Regions from separate parts of the Homo sapiens genome. Here region 2 is linked to region 1. Evidence: read pairs that join two places in POLR2A ChIA-PET (ENCODE). Cell type or tissue: GM12878. All regions are shown on one strand. Each heading gives the region's core, and the rest is flanking DNA. Links, peaks and the distances in the headings are about the cores only.

Region 1 (8,137 bases), core at 1,762-6,761:
AGATATCAGTCATCTTGGATTAGCCCCACCCCACGGCCTCATTTTAACTTAATCACCTCTTTACAGACCTTATCACTATATACAGTTACATTTTGAACAACTGGGGGTTAGCACTTCAACATATTAATTTTAGGAGAATTCAATTCAGCCCCTAACACCTACCTATTACATTCACTAATTCGCTTAGATTTATTGGTCTCCTTCCATGTTCCAACCTGTGCTAGGCACTGAGGATTGAAATTGAGAATCAGATGAGATAATGACATTTTGAAAACTGACTTAAAATACCAAAAAAAAAAAAAAAACCCACACATTAAAGTATAGCCCACCCACATAATGCTTTGCTTGCAGGAAATCATTAAATTGAATGAAGTTAAATGACGAAAATGAAAGCTTTCTAAAAGGGGGAAAAAATGGGAAGCATGGACAAAGTTATAGAATAGCAACTATTATTTTTAAGCGCCTGATAGGTGCCAGGCACTGACTATAAAACTTATGTAAATTGTCTCATTTAATCCTTACTATGACCCTGCTGGGTAACTATTACCAAAACCATTTTACTGGTGAGAAACCTATTACTAAGAGACTGTAACATCCCGGAAGTTATACAGCTTTGTGGCTTGAATTTGGATCTACTTAATGCCAAAGGAACTCATGTTCCTTTTACTACTCTCTACTGTGAGTCAAAAACATAGAGAACTATGGTTAGGCTCTACTTCTTACATTATTTTTTGTTAAATATTAAGTATGTTCAAAAAACCATTATTCATGTGTATGGAGAATAATAATAAACTGAACACCTGTGTACTCACCAGCTGGCTTGAGAAAGAGAATATTGCCAGTACCTTAGCAGTCCCTGCATACATCTCTCTAGCCCCATTTTCTTCCCTTTTTTCCCAGAAGTAACCATTATTCTAGTTTTGTGCTCACCCACCTGTGATACACACACACACACACACACACACACAAATTTTCATTTTCCATGTTTTTTTTCACAAATAGGACTTTTTATTTGCCATTTTAAATGTCTGAGTGTTAAACACACTCTTGGACTGGTGGTTCATATCCATCAGCTCATTCAACTTTAGAACCTGTCTCTTCTCCAGTAGCTTTTCCAGAACTGCTACCTTCGCCATGAAGCTCCATGAGATTTCCCAATTCAAACTTGGTCTTCTTCAGCATTTTTACTTTTCTAATGAAGACATCATTGAGAGAATAAATAGATTGGTAAGCCTTATCTATGTCTTTTCCAATGCTGTCTGGAATCAATTTATTGACCACTTCTTTCAAGTCATTTCTCTGTACCTCTCGGGTCATGATTTCCATCATCTTCTTCCAGATTTGGCAGACCTGTTTGTGCTGAGCATAAGAGGTCTTCCATATCTGATTGTTATGTTTTTTAGTAAAAGCAGTACAGAATAGACAAAGCAAGTAACCGTCAGTAGTCTTGACATCAACATGAGCTTCAATCATGTCTGCCATTTTTTGACCATGGAACACATTCTGCCACAGGTAAGATCCATGCTATGGAAGTTAGGCAGTTTTTCCTGGACACCTTAAGTAATCAGCTTGAATTTTCTAAATGCAACTTCATAATTTTGCAGATCAGCAAGACTCATTTCAAACACACGACCCTTGAGGCCATCTGATGCAATTTTGGTTCCTTCAGTGCTGGTGACTAGTGTCTTTCCAATATTTCTTATGTTGAACATAGCAGGTGCTTTCACATCATACCAGTCTTTCTTAGAAACTAGATCAACTAGGCCGGGCATGGTGGCTCATGCCTGTAATCCCAGCACTTTGGGAGGCCAAGGTGGGTGGATCACGAGGTCAAGAGATCGAGACCATCTAGGCCAACGTGGTGAAACCCCGTCTCTACTAAAAATACAAAAATTAGCTGGGCATGGTGGCGCTCACCTGTAGTCTCAGCTACTCGGGAGGCTGAGGCAGGAGAATCGCTTGAACCCGGAGGGCAGAGGTTGCAGTGTGCCAAGATCACGCCACTGTACTCCAGCCTGGTGACAGAGCAAGACTGCGTCTCAAAAATAAAAAAAAAGAAAATAGATCAACCACTTTCTTCTTGGTTCCCCTTTTGCTGCCTTTCGTGAGGCACTTGTTCTTGCTGCTCAGAGAGCCAAAAGGCATTTTGCATATTTTCAAAATCTGAATGACTCATGTGTTCTGCTGGGATTCACTTGTTTCCTACTCAATATTAGGTTCCTAACTTATTCAGGCTGATACACGTAACCATAATTATATTGCCAGGGCCTCTGATGGTCTAGTACCACCAACCTGGCCGCTAGAATTCTGTTATTCCCATTTACTCTGGGGCATTTCTTACCATCAATCTTGATCTAGAGGACAAGCAGTTCTGAGCTTCTCAGAATATACTAGCATATTGCTTATCACTTTAATAAGGGAGTGTCCTCTAGGACCTCCCAGGGAACATTGTTGGCTGGTGGGTTCTCTGGTGTTACATAGTAAATGCATTCTTGGCCAGGTGCCGTGGTTCACACCAGTAATCCCAGCTGAGGGATTGGGATTTGGGAGGCTGAGGTGGGTAGATTGCTTGAGCCCAGAAGTTCAAGACCAGTCTGAGCAACATGGCAAAACCCCATTTCTACAAAAAATACAAAACTTAGCTGGGCACGGTAGTGCATGCCTGTAGTCCCAACTGCTCAGAGGGCTGAGGTGGGAGGATCGCTTGAGCCCAGCAAGTCAAGACTGCAGTGAGCTGAGATTGTGCCACTGCACTCCAGCCTGGGTGACAGAGTGAAACCGTGTCTCAAAAAAAAAAAATGCATTCTTACTTCTAATCTCTTTGAACTTGCTGACCTCTTCTTCATCTCTCTTCTAAGAAGTTCCAGCATCTCCATCTGATCATTATTTTCAAGTTTCAAGGAGCTGTTTCTGCAATGTATTAGGTACAGTTCTGGGCATTCTACCAGGATAGTGAGTCCCGTGTCACTGAATAATACACCTGTATTAACAAACTGTCCACTATTCAGTCTTATATTCTGCCCTCCCTGATTTGGCACCTTTAAGATTCATTTCCAGGAGAGTTCTCCCACTTCCTGCTAGTACCTATTTGCCAGGTTTTGCAGTGCTTTTGGTGAATAACCCCTTTCTTCACATAACAGTATTTCCTCGCTTGGCTCATAATAAGATTTCTCATTATTGGTCTAGAAGAAATGAAGAGAGGTAGGGATGGATCTTAGAGACAAGCATCATCCTGCAAGGCATTTGCCCTTGCTACGTGAGGCCTTGGCATAGTCTCCGAGCACCAGAAGTCTGATTTCTCCTAGCAAGGAGAAAGGCTCCAGAGTATTCTCACTCTCAGTTTTAAGAGGAATCTGGGGTTTTAAGGTCCTTGAGCCCATCTACCCAAATATCTCCATCGGAACTCTCAGGGCCCCTCTCCTTTTTCAGGTCCCTTGCTTTAGCATTAGAAATTTGGGGGCTGGGCACAGTGGCTCATACCTGTAATCCAAACACTTTAGGAGGCTGAGGTGGGTGGACTGCTTGAGCCAGGAGTTGGAGACTAGCTTGGGAAACATGGTGAAACCTCGTCTCTATGAAAAAAAAAAAAAATCAGCTGAGCATGGTGGTGCATGCCTATAGTCCCAGCTACTTGGAGGCCTGAGGTGAGAGTAGATAGATCACTTGAGCCCAGGAGGTTGAGGCTGCAGTGAGGCATGTTCGCACCACTGCTCTCCAGCCTAGGTGGCAAAGTGAGACCCTGAAAAAAAAGAAAGAAAGAAAGAAAGAAAGAAAGAAAGAAAGAAAGAAAGAAAGAAAGAGAAAGAAAGAGAGCGAGAGAGAGAGAGAGAAAGAAAGAAAGAAAGAGAAAGAAAGAAAAAGAAAGAAAGAAGGAAAGAAAGAAGAAAAGAAAGAGAAAGAAAGAAAGCTGGTGGGCTGTGAACTCAGTCTCCTTTTTAGCTCTGTTGTATTTAAGATCAAACTTGGGGTCTTATTCTTCAGCTCATTCTACCCTCTGTCTACAGATGAGACTCCCTTTAAATGATGCCATGAAAGATTTCTGGCTTTTAACCCATGCTCTAAGTCAATGATTACCTCACCTGAGCCTGCTATTTCCTTCCTTTGTGGCTTCTCTAGCAGTTAACAACAAGCAACCAGCTCCACAGTTCTCATAATTATCATTGTCCCTGTATCTTTCAGTTCAAGAGCTACTCTATCAGCCAGTGCATTTCCCCGCCACCTACACACTACCGCAGTTAATCACAGGCAAGACTCTTAGTAATAGTGATGCTATAGCACTCCAGAGATCATCACTGCCCCACTTACTAACAGTGATGGGGTTTTTGTTGACCTGCTCTTTGTTGGCCAGCAAGTGACCCAATGCTAGAATCTCATTCTGAGGGTCTTCTGCCTTGGGCCATTCCTAAGACTTCCTGACTTAGGCTAGGTTCCTCCAAAACTAAGGATTTGAGTACAAGTGGTATGTTTGAAGTGTAAAATGTACCAGGAAGAACTAGTAGAGTAGTGAAGACTTGAGCCAGCAAAGGAAAGAGGCCAGCAGAATATTTAATCGCCAAGTTACCCACTGAGAACAATTGGGGCTCAGTCCCACCAAAAACCTCTGGGAGATGTGGAATACACATCAAAATTTTCCCACCCAGCGGGGGGCAGGAAAGCTGGGGTGTTTGTCTTTCAACTCCCATTTGCCCTTGGGTAAGAGCTGTTCCCCCAGCATGGACCTGCCACAGAGACAGAAAGAAGCCCTTGGGCCACAGGCAGAGAGTCACAGATGCTTCCAGTAACACTGGCTTATACTAGATCATCCCAAAGGACCTGGGGGATGTGGGCAGGGCACTGATGGCTGTCAGCTATACATGTTCCAATGACTTCCTGTCTAAAATAGCTTCATCACCTTTCCTCATCATTGCCCGTCCTCTTCAGCTGCTTTCTTTTACTTCTACCTGTCATTCTATTATATTTCTATTTCTTTTCTTTGTCTTTCTTTCTCTCTTTTTTTTTTTTTTTTTTTCTGAGACAGGGTCTGGCGCTGTTGCCCAGGCTGGAGCGCAGTGCAGTGGTGTGATCTTGGCTCACTGCAACATCTGCTTCCTGAGCTCAAGCAATCCTCCCACCTCAGCCTCCTGAGTAGCTGGAACCACAGGTGCGCACCACCATGCCTGGCTAATTTTTTGTATTTGTGGTAGAGACAAGGTTTCACCATGTTGCCCAGGCTGGTCTCAAACTCCTGACCTCAAGTAATCCACTTGCCTTGGCCTCCCAAAGAGCTGGGATTATAGGCGTGAGCCACCGCGCCTAGCCAATATTTATATTTATTTTCTTATCTGTCTCTCCACTTCCACTAGAATATAGGCCAGGGACTTCATCTGATTTATTTGCCACTATAATACATCCTTATACCCAGAACAGTGCCTAAGACATAGTATGGACACAAAAAAAATTTAGAACGAATGAGTGAATGAAAAAAAGTGATATTTGCAATATAGTTTGAAAACAGCCTCTGTGACTAGGAAGTTAGGAAGGAGAAGGAAATTATTAGAATTTGAGAAGAGAGGTTAATTGAGTGGAGCCATAAGAAGCAAATATGAATTTGTCAAGGGAATCAAACATGAAAAAGTTGTTCCATTCAAAAACTTTTCGGTTTCAATTGCCTAAGAAGAAAACAGCTAATGCATCGAGAAGAAATAACAGAATGTTTAAAATCAATCCTTTTTTAAAACAAACAAACAAACAAACAAACAATGGAATAATCAATTTAGGCAAGGATTACCAATGGACACTAAAACTGTTAGGAAAAAGTAAATGCCAAACAAGATATTCACTTGTGGTTAAAGCACAGCACACAGATTGCTTGCTAATTGCTAAGGAAAAAATATACCTTCATAGGAAAGAGATCTAGCAATCACCACCTTAAACACACAGTCAAATTTAGCATCACCCAGTGAAACAGCCTATTTACCTCCTCATGTGATACAATACGAAGGACCCAGCATGATCTAGGAAGTATTCTTGCCAAAAATAAATCAAGCCTTTAGGCCTAACTTCCAAAACATAGAGGTGTAAGTTAAACACCATCACAAGGAAATAATTAGACAAATCTTTTTGGTCTGGATTTTTTCACTTAGCGTAATTATTTTGAGTTGGTTTCTTTCCCTCCTGTATCAACGATTGTTTTTTTTTTAATTGCTGAGTTCCATTGTGTGGGTCTATCACAATTTGTTTTTCTGTTCACCTGTTGATGGATATTTGAGTTGTTTCCAGTTTGGGGCTATTACAAATAAAGCTACTAGGAACATTTGTGGACTCATGTTTGTTTCGACTTTCGCTTTCGTTTTTCTTGAGAGAAAAACCTAAGGGTTGAATGGCTGCATAAGTATTCATATACATTTACATTTGGCAGGTATGTATGTAATTTGTAAAGAAATGGTTCAACCATTCTTCAGAGTGTCATTTTACATGCCCACCAGCAGTACATGAGAATTCCACATTCTCATCAATGCTTAGTTTGGTCAGTCTTTTTACTATTATCCATTCTATCAGGCGTGTGATGGTATCTCCCTGTGGTTTTAATTTGTATTTTAATTTTATGAAGCCCAATTGATTGATTTTCTTTCTTTTATAGTCCAAGCTTTTTGTGTTATATTTAAGAAATCTTTGTCAAACCCCCAGTCACTGAGATTTTTCCCTCTGTTTTCTTCTAGAAATTTTATAGGTTTTTTTGTTTGTGTGTTTGTTTTGAGACACAGTCTTGCTCTGTCGCCCACGCTGGAGTGCAGTGGTACGATGTCAGCTCACTGCAACCTCTGCCTCTGAAGTTCAAGGGATTCTCCTGGCTCAGCCTCATGAGTAGCTGGGATTACAGGCATGAGCCACCAGGCCCAGCTAATTTTTTGTATTTTTAGCTTTTGCATGTAGGCCCTATGATCAAATTTAAGTTACTTTTTGCATATGATGTGAGGTGAAAGTCAAAGTTTATTACTTTTGTTTAGGGTATATGCTTACTCTAAATCAGGTGTGAAGTGCTGAGATTGAATATAGAGAAGATACCAGTGAGAAGTTAGACACTGATAGGAAAAGGACTTGGTGATTGATTACAGCCTACATTTTCCAGGACAGTCCCAATTTTTAATTTTCTGTCCTATTTTCCTCCCAACTTTTATTATTAAATAGTTCAAACATACAGAGAAGTTGAAATAGTCCTACTATGTAGGAAACCCATATTCCTACTATATAGATTCAACAGTTGTTAAAGTGTTTCCATATTGCTTTATTTAGATATTTTCCAGAACCATTTAAACATAAATTATAGCAACTGTGACACTTTACCCCTAAATGCTTCAAAATGCAACATTAGGCTAGGCTTCTACATAAAAAGTAATACAATTTTTACACCCAAGGAAATTAACAGTGATTCTTTATTGTCATTTTGTATTCAATCCTATTCAAATTTTCCCTAGTGGTATCTACAGTGTTTTCAAACCAGCATTCAATCAAGTTGCACTCACTGCATTTTTTTTCTTTTATTTCTTTAGTCTTTTAATCTGGAACATTCCTCCACCTTTTGAAAAAATAAGCATCTTCTAGACTGTAGCATAGACAGTACATATTGCATAATTCCATATATATAACACTTTGGAAAATGCAAATTAATCTATAGTGACAGAAAGCAGATCAATGGTTATCTGGGGAAGAGGTAGAGTGGGGAAAGGAAGGAAAAGTGGATTGCTCTGAGGAAATTTTTGGGGTGATACGTACGTTATTTGATTGTGATGATGGTCCACAGTTCTGTACATACATCAAAACTACTAAGTTGTACATTTTTAATACGTGCAATTTACTGTATATCAATTATAATTCAATACTCTAAAAAGCTGGAGGGGACAGAATGTACTTGCTTCTAAATTTCTGATATCCTACTTCCACTTACAGCACTTTACAAGGGATTTGAAGAGGCATCTATCTTAAACAATAGCAACAATACACTTTAAGTTTTAAACTACATTTTATGAAAGTGCCTGAAAACAATTTCAGAAAACATTTTAAAATGCACTTTCATTTAAAATCAAAAGAAAAAAAATTCAGTGGCTGCTCATTAATTGCCCAGTGAATTAAAGAGGGAGCTCACAGAAGGGTCTAAACT
Region 2 (5,000 bases), core at 1-5,000, 160 kb before region 1:
CACTCAAAGAAGGAGTCCATGTGTTTTTCAACATATCCAAATACTGATCTTTTTATTTGATTTACCTTCTTGACCATTTAAGAGTTCAACATGCACCAGCTATATTATGCTAACAATAACTCATTTCATTACCTGTGCAAAAGGATCAGAATTCAAGCTCAGCCTTCAATTACCTAAGCTCATGTCAATCTGCCAATAAATGTGGTTTTCAGAAAATGGCAGTGATACAGAAAACTAGCAAACACACCACTAAGGCATAAAAAATATTATCAGTTAGAGAATACTGTTTATCATAGCAGTGACTTTAAAATAATTGTAAGTTCATCAATATTCAAGAGGACTAACATCTCGGTAAAATTTAGAACTAAAGATCAAAGTTTTGTCACTCCATTATAGTAACTAATTTGAAGAAATAATTTAAGGTATTAAAATTGGCAAATCAAAGGAGGAGAGACTTAAAAGATGAGATTCTTTTAAGTCTTTAAGAGTGAATTATTGTTCCTTCTTTCTCTTTCACATGACCCTCTTTTATTTTCTCCTCTAGGTGTAAACAGTGTGTTTCCTCTAAGTTCATCATACTAATCTTCCTTCACCAAAAGACAGTGTAAACAGTAGTTAACGAGAAATGTCCTTATTTCTGCCCCCTGAAACATAACACAGAAATTAATAATGAAAAGTGCTGTCTAAAGTATATCTAAGGAAGAAATTAAAATTTAGCCAAGGCCCTACTTAGATCTTGAACTTCTTCTCTAGAAGCTATTAAAGATCCAACAGTATACAGCCCATAGGTCATATGTAGCTCAAAGTCAGTTTTTTGGAGCCAGCACAATGTTTTTCTTTTTCTTTTCTTGATATTTCTAAAGACAGAGTCTCACTCTGTCACCGAGGCTAGAGTACTGTAGTACTATCACTGCAGCCTCAAACTCCTGGGCTCAAACCATCCTCTTGCCTCATATTTTTATTCTTTTAACTGAACATTAACACCTTTTGGGGAAGGCATATCTTACGTAGTTCATAAGAGCCTGAACAGTCTTACTGGCTGTTCATGACTCTCTTCACACATTGACATTACCTATTTAAGTTCCTGTAAGTTGTATTTCTCATTTCTTTACCCTAAGAAGCCAAAAAAAAAAAAAAAAAAAAAAAAAAAATTGAGGAAGATTAAATCAGTTGTTTAAATATTCTTTACTCCACGATGATTAGGTGGTTATACCCCACAATATTACTGTCTGTGCTAATACAAGATGACATTTAGACAAGGGAAGTAGCTTCTTTGGAGAGATAATTCTTTTCTCACATACATGCCAAGAAGTACCAGAGCAAATAACAATGAGAGGCCTATTCTTTTTACACGTATATGTTCAGATACTTGAGAAATTTTCTAAAAGCATACTTATACTTCCAAAGCATAGTAAGTCTGCACATACATTTATCCCAAGATACACTCTTTATCTCTTTTTGTTGTTACTAAGTAGCAAAATGCTAGCTGCTTGTTAAAAAAAAAGCAAAAACAAAAACCCTAGGTATCCCACATATTATCTGACAGTGCACATAATTACTGTTGAGTGTATACTCCAAATTCTGAGCAAGACATACTATACTAAAACACAAAGTAGGAGAGAAAGACAAGCACATATTAAATATATTTAAATATATGGAAAGCCGCTCTATCTATAAGGTGCTATATGGCCCTCTAGTGTTCAGTGAAGAAACAGATAAATTCTTAAGGAATTGTGTGCTTTTGATATGATGTTTCACAGTAAAAAAAAAAATAATACTTTATAAAATTTTCTATGTATGCTAAACATACTAATATATGATTTTTACAAAAACCTAAATATTTTATATCTTTTGTGATTTTACATCTTTGTGCTTTCTTTTGAATTACTATCCATATTAGAATATCCAGTGAAAGAATTCTGAAATGTTCTTAAAATTTTTCCCACAAATAATTGTAATGCTAAATGAAAAAAAATAGCATTTTAAGAACTAGACAATACTGAATCTAAGGCAAATTTCAAAGAAAAAACAAAAGAATGGGGTCGTGTCTACGAACTAAGTATTTAAACATACCTAATCACAATTCCCTAACCATATTTTCTTTTCTCTGTATTCTACTTCTGATCCATCCAACTTGATTCTTTTTATCATATTAATTTATAGAAAATAGAGATTAATTAAATACACAAAATTATGTCTCTCAGAAGAGAGGCCAAAGATAGAATTGAGATTTCAGGACAAGAGTCAAAGTAAAAGTAGACCCACAAGCAGAAAAGAATCTCACTAATAAGATTGATAAAATTGTAACCACTGGCCAAATGTTTGAAAAATTGATAATACTGTTTAAAGTTGGTGAAATAATAATTTCAAAAGGAACTTACATTTGTTATTATGTTTAAAATATATATATCTTACATTTACTGTTTATATATTGGGGTTTTGTCAGGACAGAGGTGGGAACTGAAATATAAGCAAGATACAAAATTTATCCCCAGCTTTTTCACTCACTTACTAGCGTTAAGCAATTAACATTTTCAAGCTAAACCTTTAGAAGCTACAGGAGGACTCTGTGAAGATTCTATACTTGGCACCAACATCAATCCTTCAAATGTCAAGGAAAGGTAAATTGCCTATGGCATGGAAATTCTGCAAACAACCTTCAAAGTACCACAGAGTCATCTACTAAACCATTAAGAAATAGGATAGAAGGACTCTTAGCAAACTAGGAATAGAGGGGAGGAACTTTCTCAACTTGATAAAGACTACCTATAAAAAGCCTACAGCTAACATCACACTTAAGGATGGAAACTCAAAGCTGTCCTACTAAGATCAGACACAAGGCAAGAATGTCCTCTTTAACCACTGCTTTTCAACATCATAGGGGAAGTCCTAGTTAAAGCACAAAGACAAGAAAAGGAAGTAAAAGATAAAGAGATTAAGAAAGAGGAAATAACACTGTCTTTTTTGGCACATGACATGACCCTCTACATAGAAAATCCTAAAAAATTGACCAAAAAAAAGCAATTATAGCAAGGTTGCAAGATATAAGATTAATATATAATAAGTCAATTATTTTCCTACACACCAGCAATGAAAAAGTGAAATCTGAAATGACAAATACAGTATCATTTACATTAGCAGCCCCCTGAAATAAAATATTTAGGGATGAATCTAATAAAATATGTATAAGATCTACATAATGAAAACTATAAAACTCTGATAAAAAATCAAAGAAGAACTAAATAAATGGAGATATATTCCATGTTCTTGCACAGGAAGACTCAATACTGTCAAGATGTCAGTCCTTGCCAATCTCATCTATAGTTTCAAAGCAATACCAATCAAAATCCCAGCAAGTAACAGATATCAACGAACTGATTCTAAAACTTATATGGAGAGGCAAAAGACCCAGAATAGCCAAAACGATACTGAAGGAGAGGAATGAAGCTGGGAGATAGACACTCTCCAACTTCAAGGCTTACTATAAAGCTACAGTAACCAAGACAGTGTGGTATTGGTGAAAGAATTAAAAGTAGATGAATGGAACAGAATAGAGAGACCAGAATATGGTACAGTGATCTTTGACAATGGAACAAAGGCAGTACAATGTAGAAAAGCTAGTCTTTTCCGCAAATGGTGCTGAACCACCGAACATCCACATGCAAATAAATGAATCTAAACAAAGGCCTTACAACCTTCACAAAATTAACTCAAAATGGATCATAGACATAAATGTAAAGTGCAGAACTATAAAACTCTTAGAAGATAACATAAGAGAAAACCTAAATGGCCTTGGGTATAGACATGACTTTTTGCTGGGGTAGAGTGGTATGATCTTGGCTCACCACATCCTTGATGTCCCAGGCTCAAGCAATCCTCCAACCTCAGCCTCTCGGGTTGCTAAGATCACAGGAACGCACCACCATGCCTGGCTAATTTTGTGCATTTTTTTTTTTTAAGGAGGAGGTCTCAGTATGTTGCCCAGGCTGGTCTCAAACTCCTGGGCTCAAGCGATCCTCCCACCTCAGCCTGCCAAAGTGCTGGGATTATAGGTGTGAGCCATGGCACCCAGCCGGAAATGACATTTTAGATACAACAATACAATACTAACAGCATGATACATGAAAGAAATAATTCATAAGCTGGACTCTACTAAAATAGGAATGTCAGCTCTCTGAAAGACACTGTCAGGAAAATAAGAACATAAGCCACAGACTGGAAGAAAGTATTTGCAAAATGCACATGGGATAAACGATTGTTATCCAAAATATACAACAGTAACAGAACAACCTGACTAAAACATGGACAAAAGATCTGGACAGACACCTCACCAAAGGAGATTTACAGATGGGAAGTAAGCACAGGAAAAGATGGTCAACATCATATATCACTAGGGAACTTCAAATGGTAACAAAGAGATACCATACACACCTATCAGAATGGTCAAAATCCAGAACACTGACAACACTATATGCCACTGAAGATGTGGAGCCACAGGAACTCTCATTCACTGTTGGTGGGAATGCAAAAGTATATAGACACTTTGGAAGCCATTTGGCAGTTTCTTACAAAATTAATCATACTGTTAACTTGCAATCCTGGAATCACACTCCTTGGCATTTACGCAAAGGAGTTAAAAACTTAGTCCATGCAAAATCCTGCACACAGATTTTCACAAGCAGCTATATTCATAATTGCCAATTATGTGGAAGCAACCAAGATGTCTTTCACTAGGGAAGTGGATAAACTGTGGTATATCCAAACAATGGAATATTATTCAGTGCTAGAAGGAAATGAGCTATCAAGCTATAAATATACATGAAGGAAAAGTCAATGCATATTACGTAAGTGAAAGAAGCCAATCTGAAAGGCTACATACTGTATAATTCCAACTATATGACATTCTGGAAAAAGCAAAACTATGGAGACGGTGAAAGGATCAGTGGCGATGAGAGGCTGGGGAAGAAAGGGATGAATAGGCAGAACACAGGACTTTTAAG

The links. ChIA-PET counts read pairs that join two places held together with the same protein. Peaks named below come from ENCODE experiments on the same cell type or tissue, not always from the same donor. Only the 100,000 strongest peaks of a DNase experiment are listed, where the experiment ranks them.
Region 2: POLR2A ChIA-PET joins it to region 1 with 6 read pairs; 1 of 35 experiments calls an interaction of 5 or more read pairs at or near these places.

The regions. Positions count from the first base shown.
Region 1 is chr4:152,550,242-152,558,378 of GRCh38, forward strand. It overlaps the pseudogene RPS3AP18. Among named protein-coding and RNA genes, the nearest start is that of MIR4453, 18 kb to the left of the region's middle. RefSeq lists enhancers at 1,960-2,169, 4,404-4,553. In GM12878, for the core only: no CTCF peak of the experiment used is centred there; DNase peaks (open chromatin) are centred at 2,150 and 4,170; H3K4me3 peaks cover 2,366 bases; H3K27ac peaks cover 4,729 bases.
Region 2 is chr4:152,396,573-152,401,572 of GRCh38, forward strand. The region is part of intron 4 of FBXW7 (F-box and WD repeat domain containing 7); the gene reads right to left. Among named protein-coding and RNA genes, the nearest start is that of FBXW7-AS1, 61 kb to the left of the region's middle. In GM12878, for the core only: a CTCF peak has its summit at 1,697 (motif pointing left); a DNase peak (open chromatin) is centred at 2,849.